Linked DNA regions of Homo sapiens: regions 2 and 3 are each linked to region 1. A link is a contact called in ENCODE Hi-C or POLR2A ChIA-PET data. All regions are on one chromosome and are shown on one strand. The core of a region is the stretch at or near the end of the contact, and the rest is flanking DNA. Distances in the headings are between cores, read along the strand shown.

Region 1 (4,845 bases), core at 921-3,420:
TTGGGAACAAGGTCAGTATTCAGCTCGTAAGCACCAGCATGTCTGACTGGATGATAAAATATTGAAGTACAGGACTTCAGTGCCGGTTAGGCAATGAACACTGCCCTGAGCCACCTGGGGGCCCCCTCTGCATGACTCAGCATGCATGGCCTAGCAGGGTTCTTCAGGACAGCTTAACTCAAGGGCCATGATATTCTATGTGTTCTCATTTTGTGTCCCACACTTGGTGAATCCTGGAGTAGTTTATGCTTAGGAGTCAAAAGACCCGGGTTTTATCTGGCTCCACTGTTTGCACACCTCATCACAAGGTCTTAGTTTCTTCACCTACAAAACATAAAGTAACTGTTAAATCAACTGTTTCTAAAGTGTCTTGTGCCATAACAATAAAAGCTACTGTAGCTTTTGAGTTTCTTGTCCAGTTATAATAATGGGCTCTCACATCTTCTATCTGCTAAGGTGCTTTCTTGTCCCTTAGGCCTATGGAGTTGCCCAGAAAATTCAGCTATAGTTTTGTAGCTAGCATAGAGGATTGGGAGGTTGAGGCTTCCTCTTCAGGGGTGGTTGTGGTTGTGGTTGTTGTAGGGATGTTTAACTCTTTGTCACACATCTCATTTTGGAAATACATTTTCAAACATGCTGCACATTTGCCCATCTTCTCAAAGAAGGTGTCAAGCATTGTTTCATCTGCTGTGTCTCAAGGCACACATCATGATCATCAAACATTGCCGTCTTTCCCTGGTGTTGGTCTCCGTTTAGGATTGCGAGACAAAATGAGTATGTCCAAAGCATACTTAGTTAAAAATTATTCACTATTTATGTGAAATTCAAACTTAACTGGGTTTCCTGCTAAATCAAGCTAGTCTAAGTCTCCGCTAGCCTCTTCCATTTCTAATGTGTTGCCTCTAATCTGTGGCAGGGTGGGGTTGAAAATGGAGCTCGAAATTATAGAGTTGCCAAGAGTATAAAGTTCTCAATTCTTTTCCATTTACACTCACTTCTCTATAGCTTCAAATATTATCTGTCTTCTTACCAAACCTATTTTCCCAACTCCTCTCCCCTGAGTTCTAGGACTCTTGGACCCAGTAACCTCCTCACCCTGATGAGCTGGCAATTGAGATCTCAAACCTGGATTCTTTTTTTTTTTTTTTGGAGTAAGTCTCACTCTGCTGCTCAGGCTGGAGTGCAGTGGTGCAATCTTGGCTCATTGGCTCACTGCAACATCTGCCTCTTGGGTTCAAGTGATTCTCCTGCCTCAGCCTCCCGAGTAGCTGGAATTACAGGTGTGTGCCACCACACCCAGCTAATTTTTGTATTTTTAGTAGAGATGGGGTTTCACCATATTGGCCAGGCTGGTCTCAAACTCCTGGCCTCAAATGATCTTCCCACCTTGGCCTCCCAAAGTGCTGGGATTACAGGTGTGAGCCACTGTGCCCCGTCCAAAGCAGGATTCTTGATTCTCCCTACCTCTCCAAGAATTCCCCCATTCCACCAGTTTCTCCTGCTATATTCTACATGTCAGTACGTAGTACTGAGCACCAACAATCTAAGAGCCATCTTGGATGCTGATCTGTTTTGTCCACATATTTTCTAGTCCATCAACTTGTTCTGGTGGCTTGTAGCTCTCTCTCCAAACATTTCTCCAATGCCTCCTTTCTTCTCCATTCCTACTGCTAAAATCCCACTCTATGCCATTATCCCCTCTTTCCTGGACTAATACCATGAATTGAGCAAGTCTCTTGGAATACCTTCTTGTCTCCTTTCTCCCTGCAAGCAGCAGCCAAGGGACCGTCTCAAAGCAGCAATCAGATCACATCACAAGCCCCCTCCCTCATCTCATTGTTTCACACATTTAAAGCCCTACAGCAGTTCCCTGTTGAAACTATCGGCTAGAAGTTGATAAGTTTGTAACAAAGGTTCTGAAATGGGAGTAATTTTGTCCCCCAGGGGACATTTGGCAATGTTTAGAGACATCTTTGGTTGTCACCACTTGGAGGTGATACTGGCATCTAGTGGGTAGGGCCCAAGGATGCTGCTAAACATTCTCCAATGCCCAGGACAGGCCCCCACAACTAAGAATGGCCAGCCCCGAATGTCACCGAGAAGCTCCAGCCTAAAGTGAGCAGTATCACAGTGTTTAAGATGAAAGAGTCAGGGACTCTGCCCCCAGCTCTAGCTGGAAAGTTCTTGTGCCAACAAGCCACTCATCTGCATTAATGAACATCTTCATTCAACTGCTCCCTTCAGCTGTTGCTAGGCAGGACCTTGATAGAGATGCAACAGAGAGAAGCTGAGCTGTGCTGAGAGGCTTGTACATTCTCACCAAGAAGCATAACTAGGGTGCTTGGAGTTGACATAACCCTGAGCAAATCATACCCTCATTAAAGAATAATCCAATTTAAAAAGAAAGTCTTGTGTACTCATGGGTTGTTTTTCCAAAGTTCTCAGAGGACAGATCATGAAAGCTTTGAACCACCAGACTGTACATGGCTGCCCAGTGAATTTGCAGAAAACAAAGGCCTCTGATTTTTTTTCCTCCAAGCTGTTAGTCTTAAGTGAAACAGGGTAAGAAAGTTCTGTTTATTATCTTTTGACAATTAAAGGATGACATAGGCAATGTGTTTTGATCTCTCACAAAAACTATGAAATTTTATTTCTTCTGGCGAAACATCTTTTCCAACAACATTCAACAAATTAACAAGAGCAACTTCAGAATGTGTGTTTTTTCCACCTAAAAATGCAAAAACAACTGTTCTTTTTGGCTTTATTAAGCTAAACAGACTTGATATAAGTCTAGCCTTTCCTGCTACTGAATAATCTCATGTAATATGAATACAGCCACCGAAGAGCTAATAATTGCTAATTATATCCCTCAACTAGATTTCCTGTTAACCATTTTTAACTTGGGTTTCCCCAGTGGGTAGGAAGCATTCTACGGTGTGGTTTACCAGAGAAGCCCTCTGAAATCCCCTTTCGTTTGATAGGGTAAAGCCAAAACCTATCTTTGCCTGACAGGTTCCTATATATACACACATATACATATACATATACATATACATATACATATACATATACATATACATATACATATACATAATGTATATGTATACATAACATTTATAAATATATGTTAATATTTATAAATATTATATATATAATTTCAACTTTTAGATTCATGGAGTACATGTGTAGGTTTGTTACATGGCGTATTACATAATAGTGAGGTTTGGGATGTGAATGATCTGATCCCTTCACCCGGGTGGTGAACATAGGACCCAACAGTTAGTTTTTCAACGCTAGCCCCTCTCCCTCCCTCTGTCATCTAGTAGTCCCCAGTGTCTATTGTTTCCATATTTAGGTGTCTGACAGGTTTCAAGAGCCCTGCAGTGACAAATAGACTAAGTAAAAGACAGGGACATGGTTTTGGCAGAAGACTGCATGAGAGACACAAAATGGATGTTCATAGGAGTCAGATATGTTGAGGGCTTAAGAATAGGATATTTTGGACTATCTTTATGCCAGTAGCTCTCAACTCTGGCTTCATATTAGAATCACTTGGAGATCTCTTTAAAAAGCACCAAAACCTGGGTTGGGCCCCAATCTCAGAGTTTCTGATTTAGTTGGCCTGGGGAATGACCAGGGCATAGGGATTTTTTAAAGTTTCCCAAGTGACTCTAATGAACATTGAGGGTTGAAAACCACTGCTCTAGACCAGGATTTCTTCACCTCAGCACTATTGATATTTTGGACTGCATCATTGTCCCGTGCGTGGTAGGATGTTTTGCAGCATCCCTGGCTTCTACCCACTAGATGCCAGTAGCACCCCTTCCCCAGTTGTGATAACTCAAAACGTCTCCAAACATTGCCAAATGTTCCCTGGGAAACAAAATCACCCCCTTCCCACATTGAGAGTCACTGTCTTGGCTACTGCATGTTAACTGTAGTTACACAGATAGTATGGTGGGTAAGTAGATGAGGGGTTGGAGATTCAACTCTATAAAATAAATACTAAGGAATAAGGAATAAAACAGTTGTTCAATGTCCCATCCTCAGCCCAGAGGCAGGATTAGTGGTTATCGTCTCTGACTGTACACTGAAACACCTTTCTTCTGGATTATAGGCACACAAACTAAACTGGCTCCTTTATTATTATTATTATTATTATTTGAGACAGGGTTTTGCTCTGTCACCCAAGCTGGAGTGCAGTGGCATGATCTTAGGTTGCTGCAACCTCTGCCTCCTAGGCTCAGGTGATCCTCCCACTGAGGCAGGAGAATAGGGTCTGGAGACAGGTTACCTAAAGCCAATTCGCCCTGACTTCCTAGAACTGAATCAAAAGGAAAACCCCACCTCTCCACACTGAAGTAACGAAAGGATCAGAGGTTACTACCTTTGCACTGTGCAGATGAAAAATGGAAAGTACCTCTAATTGGTCCCCTCCCGCAACCAATCAGACTGGTCGCAGGACTAGTCTTCATGTGTAACTTTGTAACTTCACTTCAGACTCTGATTGGTCACCTCCTGCAACCAATCAAACTGGTCGTGGGCCACTCTTTCATTTACATAGGTACAACCAAGTAACCAATGGGAAATCACTAGAAGGTATTCAAACCCCAGAAAATTCTGTAACCAGTGCTTTTCAGCTGCTTGCTCAAGCCCACTCCCATTCTGTGGAGTGTACGTTGGTTTCAATAAATCTGTGCTTTTGTTGCTTCATCCTTTCATTGCTTTGTTTGCATGTTTTGTCCAATTCTTTGTTCAAAAGACCAAGAACCTGCACAACTCATAGTCAAGTCCCTCCACTGGTACCACCACCTCAGCCTTCCGAGTAGCTAGCTCCATAGGCAC
Region 2 (4,845 bases), core at 1,704-4,203, 120 kb after region 1:
AACTGCGAATGAGTCAGCAGAGTTTTCTAGAACAGCCAAGGAGAGAATGCTTTCCTTAGGAGACTATTTATTTGGTTGCTACATAATACTGTAGATTAATTAGGAGTAAGAATGAGTGAAACTATTTGGAAAAAGTGATAGCAGCTTGAAAGCTTCACCCACCCCTGACCTAATGGAGGAGGAAACATTACAGTTCTGGGTAGTTCATTATTTTGAGGGGGTGGAAGAAAGTGATATCAACCAAAGTATTCTTATAAAATCTTTGAGTATTGACCCAGATATCACCCTTATAAAGTCAAGATTATAGAACAAATGAATTGGTTCAACATTTAAATAAACCCTTGATATTTAAAGGTATCAAATATGCCCAATGTGACTCCCAATATGTTAATAATAAAAAAAAAAGATCGAGAGCAAAATCTAGCCAAAATAGAAATTAATATGGCTTAGAAACGTCTTTCCTCATTTTCTAAATGTTTCCATATCTGGCAAAATGACCAGAGTGGAGGGTGAATGCTTTCAGCATGCTCAAAATTCAAACTCCAAGTTTAAGTGATTACTTAAGAGGCTTTAGTCTCTGAAATCCACCTGTCCTCACATGACATCATTAAATGTTTGCCTCTTAGGCTATTTCTTCTCTCTTCTTGGTCATCAATTGCTCCAGCTAAACTGGATCATTCCTATCAGCATACATACACCAGCATGTATTTATCACCAGGTTAAAACAAATATCAACTCATGGTTAACTTCATTTCATTCATACCCTTCCCTCTGAACTATTTTGGTTTTTTGCTTGTTTGTTTGTTTTTGTTTTGTTTTGTTTTGAGACAGGATCTTGCTTTGTTGCCCAGGCTGGAATGCAGTGGCATGAACCTGGCTAACTGCAGCCTCAGCCTCCCAGGTTCAAGCGATCCTCCTGCCTCAGCCACCCAAGTAGCTGGGACCACAGGCATGCACCACCATACCTGGCTAATTTTTGTATTTTTTTGTAGAGACAGGGTTTCACCATGTTGCCCAGGCTGATCTCCAACTCCTGGGCTCAAGCGATCCCCCTGCCTCAGCCTCCCAAAGTGCTGGGATTACAGGCATGAGCCACTGTGCCCAGCCCCTCTGAGTTATTTTGAATTACTTTCCAGACATTGGATTGTTCTATTCATAAATAGTTAAGCATTTATCTCTAAAAATGAAGAAGATTTTTGAAAACGTAACCATAACACAATTATCCCACTTAAAAATATTAGCAGCTTTAGTTTAACAATGTTCGTAAAGAAATTCTATTACTTACGGAGAACTAGAAAAAGTACTAGAAGCTGACCAGAGACAAAACAAAGAGCACTGGTTCTTTTCTTTGGGCATCTGCTGAAAGAACATCACATGCCCACCTAAATAGGGTACGCCTCTCTGTATTCTATCATTAGGAGCAGCAGGACATCTGGGGATGAGAAGATGGAGAGATCATCCTTATATAATGTTGCAGTCTGGAAGCATCACTCTCAAAAAGGTAAGTTTTTAGGTTATTTTTAGTTTGGTTTACAATTAAAAAAAATCCTTCATTGAACTCTGACTCTGCAGATTCTAGAAAATAGAATATTGTGGGCAAGACTGGCTTCAGAAGTTTTATGGCTTAATAGAAAAAGAAGGTGGGCAGACCTGGTAAAAATCTTTGCAGGGTCATGCATGCCTCCCACGTCAAGTATTTGCCACTCTTATTATTATTTTTTTTTCCAGACAGGGTCCCGCTCTGTTGCCCAGGCTGGAGTGCAGTGGTGCGATCTCCGCTCACTGTAACCTCCACCTCCCAGGCCCAAGTGATCCTCCTAACTCAGCTTCCTGAGTAGCTGTGACCACAGGCATGTGCCATCATGCCCGGCTAATTTTTTGTATTTTTGGTAAAGATGGGGTTTTGCCACATTCCCTAGGCTGATCTCAAACTCCTGAGCTCAGGCAATCCACCCGCCTCAGCCTCCCGAAGTGCTGGGATTACAGGCATGAGCCACCATGCTCGGCCACTCTCATTTTTTTTAAACCAAAGAAATCAATCTTAAATCAATTTTGCACTTGATTTATGCACATCAATTTTGTTTGCTTCTTAAAGAGTATATGATTAGCTGTACAAGAGACTATAGGTTAAGAAAATCCTTAGTCTTGAGAAAAGCACTGAAGAGGAAGAAAAAGACACCAGGCCCCAAGACATCCACCAAAAATAGATCCAACTTACATTGTCTGGCAGGGCAAACAATCCCATCACAATCACATGCCAGCCCCTATATTCTGGCTGGTCCCCAGAATTTAGTCAAGATCAAAGTAAAATTTTTTGGTTTCTGGGGTGAGCCTTCATCCAGGTCAAAATATTCTGGAAGAAGGCTTGCCTGGCACCTGGAATTCCACACCCTTGAGCTCTCCTTTTCACGGAACAGCATTCGTCAGATTTACTGACAGCATAGCAGTGGCATAATTAACAAATAATCCAGTTTTCAGCTTCCCTGGCCTCCACCTGCTAGATACCAGGAGCACCTCCACTCCCACAGAAGTTGTGTCAACCAAAATGTCTCCAGATATTGCCAGATGTCCCCTGGAGGGCAAAATCAACCCTGGTTGACCACCACTGCAATAGTATTATTTGTATCAAATATATGAAACATAAAGATTGCTAAGGGAAATAAAGTAGACTATTTTAGATATCCAGTCTTAAAGGAAACCACTACTATCATCATTGGCCAAAAAAAGAAAAAAAAAAGAACAGTGCTAATAATTAGACATAAAATAATAAATGAAAACTATCATTGCTTTGAAATATTCCCTGGAGGAAATGAAACATCTGTGTAAATTTTATCCTTTCACGTGTGAAGATGACTGGGATAGCAGGTGTGGTAAAAGACATTGTTCCAAAGCCTGTTCTGTGGTTTGCTGATGAGAATATTCCCTGGCTTGGGCTACAGCTGCCATGTGCAGTCTCTCTATTGACAGTCTTTCTCAACCACTCCCGAAAATCCCCACATTGTTTGAACTCAAGTTTTGTAATTACAGAGATGTGGTTCTCAGAGCCAAAAATGAAGCTGCCTGGCTGGAGCAGCAGGATATAGAATAGGCCCTTGGGACTGGGAGATTATAACTTTTGTGGTTTCAAGTACTCATAAATGTGGTGGAGAGGGGTTTTGGAGTTGATCCACAACTCGTCAGAGGCCCTGCTATTTTTTCTACCCACAGCCATTGTAGAGAATCCAAGCCGAGTTTAAGAGTGCTGTGGAAATACACTGCTGCTACTGCTGTTTCTATTACTGTTTGATGCTGGGACTCTTATGCTCCAACCACGTTTTCACCCAGCTGAGTCGCCTTCGTATCACGCCTTTCCAGTGAGTAAGATCATCTAGATAGATTCTCCAAAAGAAATAACCCAGTAAGGGAGGGGCAACCAGCATGACCACAATGCTAGTTGTTGTGTGCGAATGGTAAACAGAATGAAATTATGAATGTGTGTGCGGGTCATTATATGCATGCAGACACATACATATGCATATGTAGTATAAATCTCCATAAATGCCTAAGGTGATGGCAGTGATGAGGGGCAGTTAAAAATGTTAAGCACAAATTGGAGCTGAGACACTGATCAGAGAAAAATTATCTGTAATACTGAGAAAGAGCCATCTGTCATGGCTGGAGGCTCAAGCAGAGAAGGGATAAGTGGAGAGGCCCCAGGAACAGATGGAGAGGCTTGAACCCCCACACAGAGCAGAGCGTCCAACAGCTGGGACTGATTAATCCAGACGGCCGACTATTACGTCATGTGTTGGATTACAACCAAATGAGTGGCTAAAAGCTCCTAGCAAGTTCAGGCCAACACGAAGTCGCTTCACAGATGGCATCCACCTTGGAATTCCGTGAGGGATGAAGACACTGCTCAGTCCTGCCTCATTGTCCTCTGTGGAAAGAGCAAGAGGAATGAGGATAGGCCTTTCCCACCCCTTTATTCTTCTTTATTCTCAGGGTAAATGGAAGTAGAGAAGGAGAGTAAGTGAGATTTTAAAGAAGCTTTTTGACCTGTGTCTTTGTTCTCTCCTTGCTCTCTAAATTACATGATAGAGGGAATAATAAGGAACTTTAATGTATGAAGTTCAGTCCAGTAAATTGATCCCATAGCCCAGCATGTGATAAACAGTTTCTGAATATTAACTTGATCTACTCGTGCTTCTTAGTAATCCCACAAACACTTTAAACAACATTTCAGAAGCACAGGTAATCCCACAAGCATTTCAGCAACATTTCAACTCAACACCTGTCCCCTCTCCAATGTTCCCTTCAAGTCAGAAACCTAACTTTGGGTACCCAACTCTACCGTCAATCAGTCACTGGGGCCTTATGGAATCAATGGAGTCTTGTAGATTCCATCTCCTTAGCATTGCTTGAAACGATCTTGACTTCTCTATTCTCATTGCTATTGCCTTAATTCTGACCTTCAGTAAGTCCTGCCTGGACCGTTACAATAGTTTCTTCTAAGCTATCTTCTGGTTTCTTTGCTCCAGTGCATTCTTTTCTTTTTTTTTTTTCTGCTGACACCCAGCACTTTATTAGTGGGGAAACTCGCCTTGGTCTGGCAGAGACTGGGATGGACAGGACCGGCGCCCATCTCGAGGGGGTATTTTCTGGAAGATCAGGTGTTCCTCCCTTGTAGGTTTAGAGGAAACACCCTCATAGATGAAAACCCCCCAGAGAGCAGCACTGCAACTGCCAAGCAGCCGGGGTAGGAGGGGCGCCCTAGGCACAGCTGGGCCCTTGAGACAGCAGGGCTTCGATGTCAGGCTCGATGTCAATGGTCTGGAAGCGGCGGCTGTACCTGCGTAGGGGCAC
Region 3 (4,845 bases), core at 1,033-3,532, 110 kb before region 1:
CACCATAGCTTGCTGATTCCTGCCCCAGAGCTTGTTACTGCTCATTCTGACCCAAGCAGAATGCCAGTGTCCTCCTCTAGCTTACTCCAAATCCCACTCACTATAAGAGCCCAGTCCCAGGCTCATGTTCCAGAAGCATCATGAGACCTAGAGCTAGACAGAAGGGTCTAGACTGTAGAGGATCCCTGGTTCACTACATATGAAGTGGGGCCCTGGTATTTATTAAATATTTTCCAGGTGATTCTGATGACCAGCCAGAGTTGGTAATGACTAGTTTAGTTTTTCCTCAGTGGTTCTCAGTGTGTGATGAGCCATCACCTTCACTGGGAACTTGTTAGAGATGGAAAATTTCAGGTCTCCACCTTAGACCTACTGAATCAGAAACTCTAGGAATGGGGACCAGCAATCTGAGTATTCGCAAGTCCCAGGGGCTTCAAGTCTGTGAACTACTGGTTCGTTTCCGAGGTGCTGTCTCTCCAGCCCTAGGGGAGTCTATGTTTTAAATGTTCCACAGACATTTGTGATGCCAGCTCAGTCTGGGGAAGCACTTAGCAAAGAAAGCCAAGACCCAGGAAGTTACACGGCATGGCCAAGTTCATAGTCATGTAGTGACCTAACCAAGGACTAGACACCCTGACTCCTGATTCTCACTTAGAACTCAGGCCTACTCTGTGCTTTCAGCCTGTGAGGAGTCCAGCTTCTGAGAGCTTTTCCATCTCTAAACTCTCATTAATATTTACTATGCTCTTTATCATTCCTTTGAGCTCCAAACCAAGTTCTGCCTTGCCTTTCTCATTAACTTTTCTTGAGATTCAAGCTGGGGCAGGGTGTGGCCTCCTAGTACAAGGCATGCTGTCAATGTTTGTCTTCTATGAGCTCTTTGAGCAAAGCAGCTATCCCAACTCCCACTTTCCCACCCTGCTCCCGTCCTTATCACAGCAGTGAGCAGTTTGTTTGCCTATCTTTCCCCCTCTAGTTGAGAACAGAAGGCTTACTTAATATTAACAGAATGAATTGAATACACCTGTCTGTCAGTCTGCTTTAATTATAATTTTTCTTTAATATTTTGAGTATAATATTTATATTTAAAAAGTTTTTATGTGACATCATGACAACTGTGACTTGTAAATATTTTTTGGAGAGAGTTTTTTCTTAAAATTCTTTTTTTACTTTTAAATTTATTTACTTAAATTGACAAATAAAATCGTATATATTTATCATTTACAACACGTTGTTTTAAAATATGTATATATCATGGAATGGCTAAGTCGAGACAATTAATATTTATTACCTCACATTCTTATAATTTTTTTTTGTGGTGAAAACACTTAAATCTACTCTCTTAGCACTTTTCAAGAATATGGCAAGGCACAGTGGCTCATGCCTGTAATCCCAGCACTTCAGGAGGCCAAGGCAAGGAGGATCACTTGGACTCAGGAATTTGAGACCAGCCTGAGCAACACAGCAAGACCTTGTCTCTATCATAATATATAAAATTTTTAAAAGAAGAATATGGGAATTTCAAAAATTGAAGTAAAATTTACATAACACAAAATTAACCACTTTAAAGTATACAATTCAGTGACTTTCAGCATATTCTTTTAGCACTTTTGGCACATAATGAAAAGTTCCAGAACTTTTTCATTGCCCCAAAAGGAAGCACCATTTTCCTTAGTGGTCATTCCTCACTGCCCTCTACCTCCAGCCTCTGGCCATCAACAATCTGCTTTCTCTTTCCATGGATTTGCTTTTTCTGGACATTTCCTATAAATGGAATCGTACAATGTGTGGCCTTTTGTGTCTGGCTTCTTTCACTTAGCATAATTCTTTCAGGTTAATTTGTGCTACAGTGTTTATCAGTACTGCTTTACTTTTTATGGCTGAATAATTTTCCATTGTATGGATAGACCATATTTTGTTTATCCATTCATCCACTGATAAATATTTGGGTTGTTTCTACCTCTTGGCTATGGTGAATGGTGCTACTATGCACATGCATGTACAAGTATTTGTTTCTGTCCCTACTTTCAATTCTTTTGGTAGCCTACACAATTTTAAACATAGGGTGGATACATGTTTTGGTGGGTAATAAGGGACAGTAGGCACCTATTTCACCAGAGGGGTGGCCCCCAAATGGACAATACAGTGTCATGCTTACCTTCACAAGCATAGTCACAAGTTTTGTCCTCTTTTGGAGTCTCACATCATTATTCTTTTGTAAAAGCCCACATAGCTATAGTAGAGAAGTTGCGGGGACTCTAACTCAAAGGTGGGGACCCAGAGCAGCTTTCAATTTACGTGAGTGACTCATTCCTGATGAAGGACTTCCACATAACTAGTACAGTGTCAAGGGAAGGGTTTTTTGCTTCCTCTACTTAATTATAACTTTCAGTTTTTTAGGAAGGAGAAAAAGATTATTATTAGTGTGAAAAAGCACCAGATATTAGATAGCGGCTCAGAAAATATGTTCTGAGGATAGTTTTCCTGACTGAGAAAATGAATTTCCATTTAACATGACTGTTAACTGAAGAATTCCAGTCTTAGGCTCATATACCCAGCTGTGGTAAATAAAAATTTCCCTAGTTTTGGGGTGTGTAAAGAAAACACGGCTTGTCTCCAGTGGCTACCAAAAGGAAACAAACACAAAAAGAAATGGAAGCTGTGAAATGCTAACATCTCTTCAGAGACTTGGAGCCATTTCCAGAACCCTGGGCTTCTCTTTGTAGTCTGGTTGCTATGGCTCTGTCTTCGTTACTGCAAAATACTGTCTGATATACTCTGGTAAGTGGTTACATGAAAGAGTCGATAACCACAGAGGTGCTGGCAGATCCCTATCTTTCAAGCTCTCCTCTCAGCCTGAAGCTTTCTGACGAAGTCTTTCCTCCCAGCTTCTCATTGCTTCTGGAGCTGCCAGTAATTAAAGAGACACAGGAAGAAATAAAAGAAAATGCCACTCACAAGGAATCAAAGAAAACAACACTCAGAACACATCAGCCAGTTCTCTGCTGAAGCTCTCAGGGGCTCTGTGTGGCAGGAATACCAAGCTGAAGGTGGGCTGAATTTTGATTTAAAAGGAGAAGGGTAGACCTTGCAAATATTCTGCCTGGATAGTACACATTGTGGGTTAAGATGTGTCAGTGAGAGTCTCCAGTCTTCAGATGCAAGTTGAGCTCGTTATGATCGACGTGAATCTGCATGTTAAAAGGAGACTCGTTGCTGTGGGCAGTAATGCAGGGAGCTTCTTGAAATTGCCTTTGCGAGAAAAGTTGTAACGGTGAGCTGAGCTAACCCACCCCACAGTTTGCCTTTCCTTTAATTATTCCTGGGCTTTTGGGCCAAGCTGATTTTGAGAGACATTTAGGCTGCAGTTTAAATGATAAAAAGCCTCCCGTAAAACTCAATCGCTTTTGTAACGCTAATGGAAGGCCATCAGGCTGCGGGGAGGAGAGCAGCCTGGGTTCTGCTAAGATGCAAACATGAACAATTGCCAGCCATTATTCCAGAGGTTATAAGATATGCAATTTCCCCAATTACTCCTACAAATAACATCACTATTGTAGAACTTAAGATTGGCCTTTTGAGATATCTTTTCAGGCTTTTTGTATGTCTGACACCCATGGCTCCACCTGGACCCTCCAACTCTGCTCCTGTGGTCCCACCCAGAAGCAATTCAGCACACAGGAGAACAGGTGCAACTGGCTATGATTTCATCTCTGCACCAACCAACCAGCTGCAAGCCTAGCCACCCCCACCCCTTCCCCCAAAGATGCCTTTGAGAAACGCCTAACTTGTGAGCTTTGGAGAATGATTTGAGTACTAACTCCATCTCCCATGTGGTGTGGCCAGCCTGTCTATTAAACTCTTCCTTTGCTACAATACCATGGTCTTTCTTTGTGTAGGGGGCAGGAAAGAACCCCTTGGGCCATTACATTCTAAGAAAACATTAAGAGTATCATGGCTAACCACTTTCTTCTCTCTGCAGCCCCTCCTCATCTATGAATGGATCTGTGACCATTTCTGCTTTGGCCTCCTTCTGAAACCACCTTTGCAAACATCATGACAGTGACAGAAGTCTAGCATGGCTGGCTCCATCTTGCTTCTAGCCTCACAATCTGGCTATTCTTGCTCATTCCTGGGCATAGGCCAAGCTAACCGTGGGAGGAATTTAGTTTACAGTTTAACATTGAAGCAAGGATGATAATAGTTCCTCCCAGAACCCCTCCTTGTTCAGGGACTAAAACTACCTTTGTAAAACTAATGAAGGGCCACAAGATTAGGATTATGGGAGGGGCCTGAATTCTGCTGAGATGTAGGTGTAAACGATAACCAGCCATTGTTCCCTAACTTGCTTTCTATTTTATTTTTATTTTTTAAAGAGACAGGGTCTCACTATATTGCTCAGGCTGGCCTTGAACTGCTGAGTTCAAGAGATCCTCCCACCTCAGCCTCCCAAAGTGTTGGAATTACAGATGTAAGCCACCATGCCCAGCCTCCTAGCTTGCTTCTGTAATCCCTTACTACTCAGGAGTCATGTGGCAGAAATTATAAGATTTGTGACTTCCCCAATTGCTCCCGTAGATAACATCACTAGTGTAAAACCTAAGATTGGTCTTTTGAGATGGTTTTCAGATTTTTGCATTATGGCAACCAACTGACTCTACCCCGACCCATGACTCATGACTCAACTAATCCCGTGGCCCCCACCCAGAGGCTGAGTCAGTGCACAAGGATTGTTTTCCACAACCCTACAATTTCATTCCTAACCAATCAGCACACCCAATCCCTAGCCCCCTGCCTGCCAAAATATCCTTGAAAAAACCCTACCCTCCAAGCTTTTGGGGAAGC

The links. Hi-C counts contacts between places; a loop is a spot of excess contacts on that map. ChIA-PET counts read pairs that join two places held with the same protein, here RNA polymerase II (POLR2A). Pooled maps may share reads with other maps.
Region 2: a pooled map shows a loop between it and region 1 (4-fold over the local background). The contact joins two enhancer-like sites. A Hi-C loop is called at or near these places in 1 of 168 maps with a recorded cell type or tissue (GM12878), 1 of 37 single-sample maps with no recorded cell type and 8 of 50 pooled maps. POLR2A ChIA-PET finds 5 or more read pairs at or near these places in 1 of 52 experiments (BJ).
Region 3: a loop to region 1 is called in a pooled map, with 7 times the contacts of the local background. The contact joins two enhancer-like sites. A Hi-C loop is called at or near these places in 1 of 37 single-sample maps with no recorded cell type and 9 of 50 pooled maps. POLR2A ChIA-PET finds 5 or more read pairs at or near these places in 1 of 52 experiments (CD4-positive, alpha-beta T cell).

Annotation. Positions count from the first base shown.
Region 1 is chrX:13,254,506-13,259,350 of GRCh38, forward strand. No RefSeq gene overlaps it. Among named protein-coding and RNA genes, the nearest start is that of LINC02154, 47 kb to the right of the region's middle. RefSeq lists an enhancer at 2,858-2,907. Within about 2 kb of position 2,171, at least 2 of the 41 ENCODE cell types and tissues checked have a DNase peak (open chromatin) inside an H3K27ac peak, as active enhancers do.
Region 2 is chrX:13,373,983-13,378,827 of GRCh38, forward strand. It overlaps the pseudogene GPX1P1. Among named protein-coding and RNA genes, the nearest start is that of LINC01203, 41 kb to the left of the region's middle. Within about 2 kb of position 2,954, at least 8 of the 41 ENCODE cell types and tissues checked have a DNase peak (open chromatin) inside an H3K27ac peak, as active enhancers do.
Region 3 is chrX:13,149,294-13,154,138 of GRCh38, forward strand. No RefSeq gene overlaps it. Among named protein-coding and RNA genes, the nearest start is that of FAM9C, 110 kb to the left of the region's middle. RefSeq lists an enhancer at 3,093-3,692. Within about 2 kb of position 2,283, at least 3 of the 41 ENCODE cell types and tissues checked have a DNase peak (open chromatin) inside an H3K27ac peak, as active enhancers do.